Regions from separate parts of the Mus musculus genome. Here region 2 is linked to region 1. The links are chromatin loops, found by intact Hi-C in ENCODE. Cell type or tissue: heart. All regions are shown on one strand.

Region 1 (2,500 bases):
GTTTCTGTCCTTGTGATAGCCTTTAAATAAAGGGCATCTTCCCAGAGACTAGAAGCTGTGTGTGTTAATCAGTTTCACATCCTGGAGCAGACGAAGGGCTTTTGCAGGGGGCACACACATGCACGAAAACTTGTATACGTTACAGGGGCTGCTAGTATAGTTCAGGATAGAGTTCTTGCATAGCCCTGGTTTGAGTTCCAGCAGCCACCACCCAGTAAGTCAAAAATGTGTAAACATTACAGAATATAGCAAACTTTGAAAATACATAGACTCTTTCCCAATACAGGAGCTCAGAAAAGACTTATGGGAGTTGTAGCAATTGCTTTGAATCGTTCTTGATGGAAAGAAGTTACTTCATAAACAGCACTGTAGTCAGCAATAGTGGCCATGCATGCTTAAGTGGCAAGGGAAGCTGAAGGCATGGAAAGCTAGCGTCAGGTCAGTTACTAAAAAGAGCTTTATTTTCCAGATGAGAATGAGTTATAACCTAGGCTTACTGACTGTTCAGTGGTCAGAAAGGAGCTTGAAGACGCTGACCAAGTGAGTTAATCTGCCCTGCAGCTAGCTGCCTTAGCTGTGTGCCATCCGTCTAGCTGGGCTCTTAGGAAGGCAAACACACACTTAAAGTTACTGTTTATATATAAATTTAATGCATATCTTAAAGCCCCATCTTGTTAAATTTTATTGTGAGGCAGTAATTTAAGGGCTTCATCCTAGCTCATAGAGAAAGGTGAGCAGATCTTTCCTTATTTGTCTCACTAATATTAAAACTTTTTTTCTAGCTAGTAATAATGGTGCTGATGCAGAAGTCTTTTTTGTTTTGTGTTGTTTGTGTTGTCCTGGAACTCACTGTTAGAAATGTTAAACACAGGATCTTGAAGTCTAGGGAAAGGTACCAAAACAGATGTCCATGCCGAGCACAGTGGAGACTCCATTGAAAGATAGCATGCACTGTATAAAGGACCAGGTCTCAGGGGAAAAAAGGAAAGGAAAGAAAAAGGAGGATGAAGAAACAGGTTTTTTAATGTTTGTTCCTCACTTTATGTTAATGAAGACCTGCCTATTTGTTAGCTATCAAGAGCTCAGGATTACCCATGTCAGGTGACAGGTTAGCCCAGTGTGGCTAGGTTCCTGTTGTGCAAGAAGATCTGGAAGCCTGGACTTTTATATAAATTGGCTTACTTTTAAAATTATTGCCAAGTGATGAGAAGGTTTCTTGGGAGTCAGGAACTGTCTGGGAAGGCCTGGCTTTGTAGTGCCCCCTGGTGGGCATTAGTGATTTTTTTTTCTTTTTTTCTTTTTTTTTTTTTCCTCGAGACAGGGTTTCTCTGTGTAGCTCTGGCTGTCCTGGAACTCACTCTGTAGACCAGGCTGGCCTTGAACTCAGAAATACGCCTGCCTCTGCCTCCCAAGTGCTGGAATTAATGGCGTGCGCCACCACCACCCGGCTTTTTTCTTAATTCTTGTAAATAGCTTGTAGAAAATGTTAACTCATTTTGCTTCTAAAAATCAACAGCTCATAATGTCTGTTTTTAAACATCCCTTTTTTTTTTTTCTGTAGAGGTACTTTAAAGTGCCTGTGTTTATTGTTAGGCCCTGTGCTAGGGCCTTGAAGATGTTGTGGAGAAGAGAACAAATTCTCTCAACCTTGATGTTGAAACTATCAGTATAAGGGATTGGAATTTCTTAAAAACAAAACAAAAAAACTTTAAGATTTCTTAAACAATGTGAATGTGGAGTGCATGTGGCACCCATAGGACAGCCTGGGGTGTCAGTCCTTAACAGTACTGTCTGCTGTCTACTGTGTACTGTGAAATAGTTCATGAGTGAGCTGTGAAACCATTAAATTGTGACCATTTACAACAAAACAGTGGCCAAGACGAAGTTGTTAGTGTTAATATCTCAGAACTTTGAAATACCCTTTCTGTTTTAAAAACACCTTGGCATCTTGCAGATTGAGACTCTTACCCATTTGAAAAGGAATGGAGTCTGTAATCTTGGCACTAGGGAGTGAGAGATAAAAGATTCTCAGTTTCAGAATGAGACTGATTCAAAACATGGGGAGAATATATATTAATTAACAAGAATCATCAAAAATGGATGTTTATTAATGGAAAACTGAAATGAGTGATTTAAGCTGCAGAAGAGAGCCATGAAGCAGCAGGAGGGAAGGGGGGAACACAGAGACCTTGGCTTTTAGTACACACTGAGCAGATGCAGCAAGGGCTCTTCATGGGCTTTAAAACGCCGATGTTGCTTCATTTACCCCCAGACTGCAATACTGACTGAAGGGCTAAAGTCACTGAGTAGGTTTTCCTGAGGCCAGTGGTTTAATGCACACTGTGGTTTCCCTTTTGTTGTTGAGGGGCTATGCTCTGGTAGACAGGAGCACCTATCAGATACTCAGTGACTAATTTTTGTTGTTGTTTTGGTTTTTGGTAGACTCTTGTCTAGACTGTAAGCACATTTTATGAAACTGGACAGCCAGGTCTCTTCTGTT
Region 2 (2,500 bases), 100 kb before region 1:
TCGTCTGATCTACTTTAAATCTTTCAAAGTTAGTTTTAAACCTTTTTATTTAAACTATGAACATACAAACACTTTGCTTTTGAAATCTAAAATTTCAGTTATAATCGTGTGTGTGTGTGTGTGTGCGCGTGTGTGCACCTGTGTGTGCGGGTGTGCTCACTGATGCTTGTGTGTGTGTACACCAGAGACTGACAACAGGATATCTTCCTCACTGACTTCTCTACCTTACTTTATTTTACTGACGGCAGAGATAGACGTCTGTGCCAGGGTGGTTGACACCGAGCCTACCATTGTCATTGTGTAAACAGTATAGCTGTGAGGTGCTCAGTGTGAACCCCAAAGACCTCTGTAAAAAGTGTGGCAAGCATCCCCATAAAGTGACCCAGCATAAGAAGGGTGCAGGTTCCCTGTGGGCTTGAGGGTAGTGCGGCGATGAGAAGCAGAACAGCTATGGTGTGGAGACAAGCCAGTTCTCCAGCTGGCTGAAACCACAAAGAAGACTAGAAGTGCTGTGAACCAAGAAGGCACTGGCCATGGAGGGATGTAAACATATATGCTGAGAGGAGGGGAAAAGAGAAAGGGAGCCAAACTTTGTTCTTCCCATTTTGAGAAGGAAATACTGGAGCTGTAGAAAAAGTCAGAAGAAGTAGTGTTAGTACTTAAAGATTTGTTTAGGGGCTGGAGAGATGGCTCAGCAGTTAAGAGCACTGACTGCTCTTCTGAAGGTTCTGAGTTCAAATCCCAGCAACCACATGTTGGCTCACAACCTTCCATAATGAGATATGACACCCTCTTCTGGTATGTCTGAAGACAGCTACAGTGTACTTACATATAATAATAAATAAATCTTTTTTTGTTTGGTTGTTTTTTTGTTTTGTTTTTCGAGACAGGGTTTCTCTGTGTAGTCCTGGCTGTCCTGGAACTCACTTTGTAGACCAGGCTGGCCTTGAACTCAGAAATCCACCTGCCTCTGCCTCCCAAGTGCTGGGATTAAAGGCGTGCACCACCACCGCCCGGCATAAATAAATCTTTTTTAAAAGGATTTGTTTATTCTTATTTTATGTATATGGTGTTTTGTCTCCATGTATGTGCATGTACCGGTGCATTCAGTACCACAGAGGTCAGAAGAGAGCATCAGATCCCTAGAACTGGAGATGATTGTGAGCCTCTGTAGGTGTTGCAGATTGAAACCCGGTCTTCAGCAAAAGCAACAAATGCTTTTAACTGCTGAACCATCTCTCCACCCCCAGTGTTAGTATTTTTTAAAAGCAGTGGTTAGAAAGATTGTCCAAGTCTTAGTGTTAAGTACCCAAACCAAATTCGTCATTGTATTCTTTCCTTTTGGAATACATACTTTATTCTAAGTTATATATACACACACGTATATGCAACTGTGTGGGGTGTTGTACCTGCGGGTGCAGTGCTCTTGGAAGCCTGAAGAGGGCATCAGACCCTTTGGAGCCAGAGTTACCGATGCTTGTGAGCCACTAACTAGTGTGAGTTCCAGGACTGAACTTGCTTCCTCTGCAAGGCCATTAGGCATTCTCACCGGAGGAGCCAGCTTCTCAGCCCTATCATATTTCCTTTACAGGCATACATTCTCAGAAAAGAGAAAAGAAAAACAGTTATTTTGATTAAAAGCCCATTTGATGAAGCAGTAAGAACTCTTTAGTCTGGACTCGTGACTACATACCCTTGGTTCTCCATGGGACCAGTTGTGACATATGCATCCATAAAGTACTTCTGCGTGTCATAGTCACGGCTCCCTTCATGCACTGCTGTGCATTAGTGACTGGCACAGGCTGGTAAGATAAGTAAGTAAGGTCACACTAATCCTGTCCCTTTGAGGGAGTGTATCCGTTGCCAATAATAAAACTTTAGCTTTCAGGTAAATAATTAAAGTTTTAGAAGACATGCATTCTCTCTGTGAATGTGACAGTTTCCTTATACCTGGAGATGTTTCTGATATGCATCAGCAATAACACAAGTGCAGAGTATGGAAACATTGTTTAAACTCTAGGCATTGCAGTGCCTGCATGCCATCCCAGAGGCCAAAGCAGCTGTGCTCTGTAGTGAGATCCAGAGCAGACTGGCCTGTACAGCAAGACCCTGTCTCAAAAAAGGACATGGACAACCATCTAAAACGGCGTTAAAATCTTCCTCCTGGCCAAGCATGGGGCACACACCTCCCTGCACGAAGAGGGTAGGGGTAGGAGAACTGTTGCAAATTTGAGGCCAGCCTGGCCTAACAGCACAAATCAGTCCAGCCTGGGCTATAAACAATCCCTGACTTTAAAAAAAAATACATATTTCTCTCTAAAATGTTTCTTCAGATCTTCTTCACATACTTCAACCAAAGCAATATGTTATATGATAACTGACACAAAGCAGGAAAAGATATCACAACCCAGCACTGACAAAAATCTTTCTGTGCTCAAAAATTATGTGTATGTGTGGGAAATAAAGTGTATCTGTTCTTATAGGGTATAGCGTATTGTTT

What was found. Peaks named below come from ENCODE experiments on the same cell type or tissue, not always from the same donor. Only the 100,000 strongest peaks of a DNase experiment are listed, where the experiment ranks them.
Region 2: a loop joins it to region 1, with 6 times the contacts of the local background. A loop is called at or near these places in 33 of 42 quality-filtered maps.

What each region holds. Positions count from the first base shown.
Region 1 is chr6:146,761,262-146,763,761 of GRCm38, forward strand. All of the region lies in intron 3 of Stk38l (serine/threonine kinase 38 like), which reads left to right. Among named protein-coding and RNA genes, the nearest start is that of Stk38l, 38 kb to the left of the region's middle. In heart, a CTCF peak has its summit at 1,250 (motif pointing left); no DNase peak of the experiment used is centred here.
Region 2 is chr6:146,661,435-146,663,934 of GRCm38, forward strand. The region is part of intron 1 of 4930479D17Rik (RIKEN cDNA 4930479D17 gene); the gene reads left to right. Among named protein-coding and RNA genes, the nearest start is that of 4930479D17Rik, 5.5 kb to the left of the region's middle. In heart, a CTCF peak has its summit at 1,432 (motif pointing right); no DNase peak of the experiment used is centred here; H3K27ac peaks cover 324 bases.